2 separate regions of the Homo sapiens genome follow, and region 2 is linked to region 1. A link is a contact called in ENCODE Hi-C data. All regions are on one chromosome and are shown on one strand. The core of a region is the stretch at or near the end of the contact, and the rest is flanking DNA. Distances in the headings are between cores, read along the strand shown. Region 1 overlaps LINC00598 (long intergenic non-protein coding RNA 598). Region 2 overlaps MRPS31 (mitochondrial ribosomal protein S31).

Region 1 (4,726 bases), core at 1,429-3,928:
TGCAATGGTAAATGGGAAAAAAATGATAAGCGCTACAAAAAACGATGAAGATGAGTCAGGGCAGGAAAACGCTGCCTGAATTCCGAATAACTACAGGCACAGGTCAGGAATGTGTAGTATACCAGCTCCAATACAGTGAGCTTAACTGTGATTAGGCACAAGGGTCCATGGATCAGGGGAGACTCAGAGGAGTAAAGGTGCATCTGATAAGCCAAAAAGGGACACCTTCTCTACCACCCCACCTATCGTGTGTGTGTGTGTGTGTGTGTGTGTGCAGGTACACACTCATTCTCCACTGTGTCCAAGACAGCTTTCAGGATCACCAATAAACACCCTAGTGAGGAGTCCTGGGCTGGACATGAGACCCACACTCTAGATAGATCAGCATTTACTTTATGTTCTCCTTTGATGCATGCACATATGCCTTAGTAAACTATTAAGTCATTCCATGGTATTTCTCTATATATTCTCAGACAGTTCCTTTCTTACATTTCTAGAACCTTGTGCTTTAAAATGTTAGAATGTGCTATAGATCTTAGAATGTCTTAGAGATCTTGGAAGGCCTATATATCTTGTTAAAAGATACTTGAATTGGGTGGCCACTTTCCTGATTCCCTGAGGACAAACCCAGTTCACAGCACCCATCACAGAATTAACTGACGTGAACACAGCCCCTCATATTTTCCACTTCTACTGAGAACCATGAAGTTGAACCCAAGTGGGTGCCTGGTGTATCATTTAGGGCCAGTTTCATGAAAGTAAAAAACATATGCCAAGAAAGGGGCTGTGCTGTTCCTGGTTGAAGGAGTAGGATAAGCAAGGGACCTAGTGCTGCAGTCAGGGTAGGCCTTTTGTCTCTTTGTCGGCCTCTGGTTATCTGGTGACTTCCAATGATGTGCTTGCAGGGGAAGGGTGAGCAGGGACTGTTTATGGAAGGTGGCACAGCCCAGGGAGTCTCACACATTTGCATAGATGTACCCCAAGCAGAGGGAACTGTCCACAGTAAATGCTGTGTGAATGCTGTCACTTGGAAAGGAGGGACTTCAAACCAAGTAGCTGCCGTAGGACCATGTTCACGTTCAAAGATGGTTTTAGAACCAGCTGAAAATTTTGCTTTTGGCACCCTCAGTGAGAGCACGTTTAAATAATCTCTCATTAGTTGAAGCCTGAAACCATCAGGAAAAAAGCAGATTTTTGATAAAAATCCAATAATTAAACCTTGACACAGGCTCAGAAATTCCCAGGCCCAAGCCCTCTGTGTTTTATAACATTATTTCACGATGTGAAAGATACCATCTGAATAAATGCCTTCTGCTTCTACACTTTAACTTTTTGTCACTGATAAGTTCATTCAAAAAGCACAACAACTCTCTAAAGGTTGACTCTAATAATAAATGGATCTCTTTTCTCTTATCTCTTCTCCCCGTGTAATTGTGTGCTTCATTCTCGAGCTGTCTTCAACATGAATAACTCTACTTACTTCAGCAAAGGTCCCCAAACATCACTCCAGGAGGCTGGAGAAAGGTCATAAGTACCCTTCATTCCCAGACACTAATTTTTCTTTTCTTTCATATTAAAGAAAAAAAAAATCCCAGCTCGGGATTGTTCAGCCTCCAGATAAGAAGAAAAAAAGTGACTATTCATTACACATATCTAAATTTGGACTATAAATTTAATAATTGTAATGTTGTTTTTATTTTTAAGCTTTTTCTTGTCTGGGTCTAAATCCTAGGAGTGAGTTTGATATTTCAAATCCCTCAATTTCTAAAATCTCTACTGTCTTATTCCAAATCAAGTGTTCAAGTTAATTATATCCCCTAGCTCCCATTAAACAGGAGAAATTCTTCAGAGAGAGTGTTATTTGAATAAAACTTCTTGGAATTGTTTAGTTGGAAGTATTGTCCTGGGCCCCGTGAGAAGAGGCACATGCATGTTAGGAAATGTGGCTGTCCAGAGCTTATGTAATTATTCAGTAATCTGTATACCACATTACCAAAATGCCATATCTGCCTCAAAGGCTAACATGTGAAAGTTTAATCAGCACAGAAAATGGACTTTAAAAATTTCAACATAGATTCTGAGCAAGGTGAAGGGGACTGTGAAGACAGTGAATTCTAGATTCCTTCAACACTCCCATATGGGAAATCGAGTGGGATGGAGAAGACCTCATTTCAAAAGGAACGTTGTACATTTACTCACTGTTAAATATAAGGGCAGTTACTTCTATTCAAACTCAACAAAAGTTAAGTGTTTCTTGCCTTTAATCAATGAAATATATAAAAATAGAGATTTAGAGTTGCAGAACTTCAAGTGACAGAGACCACGGGGCATTGAGTTCAGAAGCCACTTCTGGGCCAGACGTCCCATCCCAGTGTCCCTGGGTGTGACCCCTGCTCTTCTGTGTAAATCCCTCCGGGAAAGATGACCTGACTCCACACTTGGACCCAGCCTGGCCCAGTGTGGGCATCACCTCTGGCCAGGAGAAGACTTAAGTGGTATAAACGGGGTGAGGGGCTCATCATAGAAGCTGTGGGGCAGGCCATGTGCAGTGGCTCACACCTGTAATCCCAGATTACAGGCTCATGAGGGCTGGTTACGTTTTCACTGATCCTGTTTAGACTTTGAGGAGAAAGGCATGCTTCACCAAGCACTACCTTGTGAGCAGCTGGGGGGAAGCCCTGACAAGTCTCACTTCCTTCCAGCAACAACTCTCCCACATTGTTCTCGCCATTGTCTACGCTTCCCCGTTGTTAGTCATTCTGTGAGTCAAGAGCTGGCCTCGGCCAGCTGCAGGCACGCTTGGCTGCCCCGCTGCATGAGGGGCCAATGTCACTCCCTCCCGGGCTCTACGAGGCCAGGTCTGCAGCCAGCAAGCCACAAGGGACCTCCCGAGCCACCTGTTATTGTGACCATGCGTGGCCCAGTTTGTTTTGATTAGAGCGTTCCAAAGAGGAAATAAAGCCTATATTTATATTTTTATTTTAAAAAGGCAGGGCCACTTGGGAGGCCAAGGCTGGTGGATCACCTGAGGTCAGGAGTTTGAGACCAGCCTGGCCATCATGGTGAAACCCCGTCTCTACTAAAAATAAAATAAAAAATTAGCCGGGCATGGTGGTGGGTGCCTGTAATCCCAGCTACTGGGGAGGCTTAAGCAGGAGAATCACTTGAACCCAGAAACTGAGGTTGCAGTGAGCCAAGATCACGCCACTGCACTCCAGCCTGGGTGACAGAACAAAACTCCGTCTCAGAAAAAAAAAAAAAGAGAAAGAAAGAAAGAAAGAAAGAAAGAAAGAAAGAAAGAAAGAAAGAAAGAAAGAAAGAAAGAAAGAAAGAAAAAAGGTAGGGCCACTTGCCCAGTGCCCTCTTGAATATTTGGAATTCACAGACCTCTTCCTCAAACCCATGGAGATTTGCATGAAGAGCACTTTGCCCATAGTAATGTGATCTCCCAGTTAAGGGAGGCAAAATATTGAGTTGGTTGGCAGCTTTTCCCAAGTTCCTCCATCAGCTGGGAGGGAATGATCTAAGAGGAACAGTGGGTAATTCAAATACCTTAGGGTATTCTACATAATGGAAGAGAAGAGAAAAACCAAACAAACTTTTGTGAGCACATGTAACACAGACATTCCAGGGCATTCATGAGTGGTGACGTTATGGGTTGAAGTGTGTCCCCGCCAAAAACATATGCTGGATGGAGTACTATCTCCCAGTACCTCAGAATGTGATCTTATTTGGAGATAAGATCTTTACAGAGGAAATCATTAGGGTAGGACCTAGTCCAATATGACCAGTGTCCTTATAAAAAAGGGAAATTTGGAAACACAGGGAGAACATCCTGTGAAGATGAGGGCAGAGATCTACAAGCCAAGAAATGCCAAAAATTGCAGCAAATCCCCAGGAGCTGGGAAAGAGGCATGGAACCGATTCTTCCTCACAGCCCTTAGAAGAAACCAACCCTGGCAGGGTGTGGTGGCTCATGCCTGTAATCCTAGCACTTTGGGAGGCTGAGGTGGGTGAAGCACTTGAGGTCAGGAGTTCAAGAGCAGCCTGGCCCACATGGTGGAACCCCGTCTCTACTAAAAATACAAAAATTAGTCAGGTGTGGTGGTGCATACCTGTAATCCCAGCTACTTGGGAGGCTGAGGCAGGAGAATCAGTTGAACCCAGGAGAAAGAGGTTGCAGGGAGCCAAAATCATGCCACTGCCCTCCAGCCTGGGCAACTGAGTGACAGAGTGACTTGATGAAGTGAGACTCCGTCAAGAAAGAGAAAGAAGAAGAAGACAGAAAGAAAGAAAGAAAGAAAGAAAGAAAGAAAGAAAGAAAGAAAGAAAGAAAGAAAGGAGAAAGAGAGAAAGAAAAAGAGAGAGAAAGAAAGAAAAGAAAGAGAGAAAGAAAGAAAGGAAGAAAGAAAGGAAAGAAAGAAAGAAAGAGAAAGAAAGAAAGAAAGAAAGAAAAAGAAAGAAAGAAAAAGGGAGAAAGAAGGGAGGGAGGGAGGGAAGAAGTAAGGGAGCGAGGGAGGGAAGAAGTAAGGAAGGAAGGAAGGAAAGAAGAAAGGAAGGAAGGAACCCTGCCGACACCTTCATCCTGGACTTCCAGCCTCCAGAACTGTGGAACAATCAATTTCCAGAGGGATACATTCCAAGAACTCCAGTGGATACCTAAAACTGCAGCTAGTACCACACCCTATAGATACTATGTTTTTCCTGTACATACATATCTATAAAG
Region 2 (4,726 bases), core at 1,328-3,827, 310 kb after region 1:
GTTGTCTCAGCCTCCCAAGTCCACATACAACATTGTTTCTACCAATATCCAAAAAACTAACTTATTTTCTTTAGAAATGCTCATCACTTATACACTAGAGACCATTTGTATTAAGTTTCTTCATTTATTTTACTAGTAAACTAAATTTAATGTCAAGCAAGAGGACACTCTTATTTCTCTTTTAGACTTAAAATGGCAAATTTCTTACCCAAAGAAAACACTACAAGTCTGTTAAATATATTCCTTGAATGTTCTTCCCATCTCCTAAACAATCACTAAGTCACTTCAGTAAGTTATTTTGTAAATGCTGTCTCCTCTTCTAAGCTGCCTAAGGGCAGGAACCAGTATATCTTTATGTAATAGCATAGAGATACACTGTAAATGGTAGTTGATTATTATTGTTCTAACTCAAATTAGTAGCTAATCTGGACCTCTGGATTCGGTAATCGGTAGTACTTACCTCCCGCTGTCTCACAGAATGCAACATTTCAAGGGGGAAGCCTGACCGAAACTAGCAATGTTGACAACTGTAGTAACCCCCACCAGGTTACTTAAGAGTGTATGTGTGTTGCTTGGATCCTGAAGGCTGAGCAGGGAGCCAAGGCCATGGTGCCTAGCTGAGGAGCAGGTGTCCCTGAGAACCCAAACATCCCAGGGCATACCTGGGAACATATCAGGTAACAGTCATCGCGCACACAGAGTAGGCAAACAAAACATTAGCTGAAAGGCTGCTTAGAGATGGGAGGCAGGGTGACTCTAGAGCTGCTCAGGAATGTCCAGTATGTAATGTAAGTTCTAGTAAACTCATCTATTCATCAAGCTGGACTTGCCCAAATTATTCTTTGGTCTCTTGACGCCTTCCCAGTTTAGGCGGACATTACAGTCCCAAGTTTTCCTTGTAACAACCGCCACATTCATAAGCAGGATCCAGGCCAATGACAGAATGGAATATTAAAATATCCAAACTATTAGAACACTAAGGACATCCTGGAACGATGGAATGTTTCTCCACCTGAGAAAGAGTGTTATTCTTAACAAACCTGTTTCAGGTGCTTCTTTAGTAACTGCCATCATGTCAAAAATATTAAGTCTTTTCCCTGTGAATATATTTTTCCTAAGTCCAAAAAAAGAAAATAACATTTTAATGAATATATTTTAAACTGTCAACAAAAACTATGAGAAAATATCTTAAGTGAAATATTCTATGTAGAAATTAAAAATTCCACTGACCCACATCAAAAATATTAGCTAAATTGCCACATTTTTAGGACTGATAAACAAAAAACAGAAATGTGCACTTGAAGTTTTGCTTCATAATACAACAAATCAATTACAGCAATTTCCAAAATACCTAATTGAAAAGATTAGCTTAATTTGCCATAATTTTTATTTTTTCACGTTTATATTAAGGTTTTAAAAACTCCATGTTGTGAAAAACTATAACCATGCCAAAATAGAAGCTGTTAAACTCAACATTTGTCTTTAAGGGCAGAAAACACTGCAATGTTTAATTACAAATTATAATTATAAAAGATTGCATTGGTAAATCACAACATTCCCTTTCATAAGGCAATCATTCTGTATTTTAAAATAATTATTAACTTTCTTTACGTGACTATTTTTAATTAACTATTGAAATTAATATCAGAGAGTTAATAGGTAACATTTTCTTACACACTTGATAATCAACTGCTTTATGCATCAATTCACATATTTACTTGAATACATTTACTGGCAGATTAAAATCCAGTTTATAAACTGGATGGCTGGCCAGGCGAGGTGGCTCACGCCTGTAATCCCAGCACTTTGGGAGGCCAAGGCAGGTAGATTACCTGAGGTCAGGAGTTTGAGACCAGCCTGGCCAACATGGTGAAACCCCGTCTCTACTAAAAACACACAAAAAAAATTAGCCAGGTGTGATGGCAGGTGCCTGTAATCTCTGCTACTTGAGAGGCTAAGGCAGGAGAATCCCTTGAACCCAGGAAGCAGAAGTTGCAGTGAGCCGACATTGTGCCACTACACTCCAGGCTGGGCGATAAGAGCGAGACTCCGTCTCGAAGAAAAATAAAAAATAATAAACTGGAGGGTTAGTTTTAAAAATAATTTTGAATTCTTGTTTTTTTATAAACTAAATTACTTCTCTCTACTAAATAGAAATAACTGGAAAAATGCAAATACCATATGAACGTTAAATAATGTGATCTCAAATCATATAATCTTCCCTCTAACAGGTTCCAAGTTATTTGTAAACAAAGGCTTTTACGCTCCATAACTCTCTTCAGTGCCTTGCATTCTTCTCCCTCAACCGCACGTCTGATAAACAGGATGGTGGATTAAAGCAAGTCACAGCAGAGGGCAAATGCCTTGATAAAGTATTGAATTTCAAAAGAGGAACGTACTACAAAGAGAGGGAATGGACATTTGCTGAGCACCTACTATGTACCAGATAGTTTACACGTGTTTCTTTTCTATTCCTTAAGAAAGCCATTTAAGCTAGGTTTCACTTTCAGCATTTTATAGCTGGGGAAACAGCCTGATGGAGGCTATAAAAGGTGCCCCAGTCACAGAATTAGTCAGTGGCAGTGCCAACATTCTGAGGCAGGCCAGTGTGAACTGTCAATCTCCAACAGAAAAAATCAATCCAGGCCTGGGTTGTCTGGGGTTGATATCCCAGATCCTGCCCCAGTCATAGCAGGGTGAAAAACTTGGCGTCTCACCATTGCTTCCCCTTACTCACCTCTGGCTGGCTTTTTAACACATTGAAAGCACAGAAAACCCTTTCCTACTTGCTTCTAATTTTTTAAATATTAAATATCAAATCTAATATTAAAAATCAAATTATAATATACCATCCTAATGTAGTTGCACAGAATCATGTCCAAGATGAATGATTCAGTTAAATATTCTCGAGGATTAACTGATTCAGTTAAATATTCTTAAGTAAAACTCCAAGTACACCTTCTCCTTTATTCAATAATATGTAACAGATGCTAAATCACTTTAAATTAGTAATTCAAATAATCTTCCAAAGTCACCATAACCTCTTGAACTTCCGGTGTTAACTGCTGACCACCTTTTCCAACTTTCCTGTATAAATCATTAATTTAACACCCAGAAAGAGTTAACTCAAGTTTCTGATTTTACTTAAAACAAATCCATGGAATATACAATGCATTGAAAACACTCCAGTTGTGAGCATATCCTGCTACAAAGACAAGTTAATTTTTGTCAGACCATGCCAAATATCTGGTTCCTCCTTCCCATCTATCACTTTCAGGGTTTAAAGAAGAAAAAGAACAGAAACGTTATGCAAATACAGAACAACTTTAGATTCTAAAATAACTATGTAAGGCATGGCTCAGCATCTTTAAGAACTTCAAATCAGTAAATTCAAATGGCCACAAATAATCTACCATTTTAAAGTGTTATATAAACTTTTTTCCTCCTGCCTTTCCTTCTTCTCATTGATGGTGGGTTATTTCTCTAAGGTATACCAACAGATAAGCACGTATTGAGATATAAAGGCTATATGAATACACAGTATTAGACACTTATTTTTAAAATGAAAAATAATGTTTCTCACAAAATACTTATTTGCTCAGAATTCAGTCAGCTCCGCTTACTCTAAATGAAAGGACCCCTATTCATCGTGGGTAGATGTGAAGCATGGCCCGTTTTGATTTCAGGTATGGAAAACTACAGGACTGGCTAAATCCAGCACATGGTTCCCTCTCTAGGAAGTGGTATACAGAGAGTAAGAACACAGATGTAAATGTATTCATAATGTTCAGATATCCAACAGCAATAATACACACACACACAATAAGGTAAATCTACAGTTAAGGTAAAAACAAACTACACAAACAAAACCCAGCAGATTACAAAGCCTGATACCTTTTTTTAAGATCATCCGTCTTCTCCTGGCCAGGATAATTGTCATAGCCTTCATCAAACTGAATCCGAAGCTCTGGTCTTGAACGAACTCTAGCTGTAGCAGATCTGGCAACTTTCATATCTGATATTATGTTACTGAAACTGAAATAATAAAAAGGTCAAGTGTATTAGAAATCTTAGCTACAGAACAGTAATAAACTTCCTTTAACAGGAGACTTGAGATCATTTAATTCTTATTTCATTTTTATGCACTAATTACACAGCATAAAATGTTTAAATAAAAAATGTCGCCTATTAACATTCACATAACACAGAACATTACAATTTATGTTTACTTTCATCTTTTAAAGATGTACTTCAGAAATCTTCATTTAAAACGTAAGTGTCTCATGAAAAATTATTCAGAGAAAATGATAGGAAAGTAAAATCAGTATCTGTTATACCTATCACCTACATCCAATAACTAAATTAAAACCAAGAGTTAGCCATATTTATTTGTTGCTTTTTATTTGTTCAAATACAAATAAAATGAGTCACTGAACTGACAGTCCAGATATCTATGTCTTCCTTTTTTTTTTTTTTTTTTTTTTGAGATGGAGTTTCACTCTGTTGCCCAGGTTGGAGTGCAGTGGCGCAATCTCGGCTCACTGCAACCTCTGCCTCCCGGGTTCAAGCAATTCTCCTGCCTCAGCCTTCCGAGTAGCTGAGACTACAGGCGTGTGCCACCATGCCAGGCTAATTTTTTGTGTTTTTAGTAGAGACAGGGTTTCACTGTGTTAGCCAGGATGGTCTTGATCTCCTGACGTGGTGATCCGCTTGCCTCAGCCTCTCA

What was found. A loop is a pair of places that touch in the nucleus more often than their neighbours do. Pooled maps may share reads with other maps.
Region 2: a map with no recorded cell type shows a loop between it and region 1 (6-fold over the local background). The contact joins two enhancer-like sites. A Hi-C loop is called at or near these places in 3 of 37 single-sample maps with no recorded cell type and 4 of 50 pooled maps.

Annotation. Positions count from the first base shown.
Region 1 is chr13:40,442,958-40,447,683 of GRCh38, forward strand. The region is part of intron 6 of LINC00598 (long intergenic non-protein coding RNA 598); the gene reads right to left. Among named protein-coding and RNA genes, the nearest start is that of LINC00598, 36 kb to the right of the region's middle. RefSeq lists enhancers at 2,594-2,893, 2,703-3,308. Within about 2 kb of position 2,679, at least 13 of the 41 ENCODE cell types and tissues checked have a DNase peak (open chromatin) inside an H3K27ac peak, as active enhancers do.
Region 2 is chr13:40,752,979-40,757,704 of GRCh38, forward strand. It overlaps MRPS31 (mitochondrial ribosomal protein S31), which reads right to left. Exons shown (of 7, transcript NM_005830.4): 4 at 3,895-4,035; 5 at 1,041-1,114. Among named protein-coding and RNA genes, the nearest start is that of MRPS31, 16 kb to the right of the region's middle. Within about 2 kb of position 2,578, at least 2 of the 41 ENCODE cell types and tissues checked have a DNase peak (open chromatin) inside an H3K27ac peak, as active enhancers do.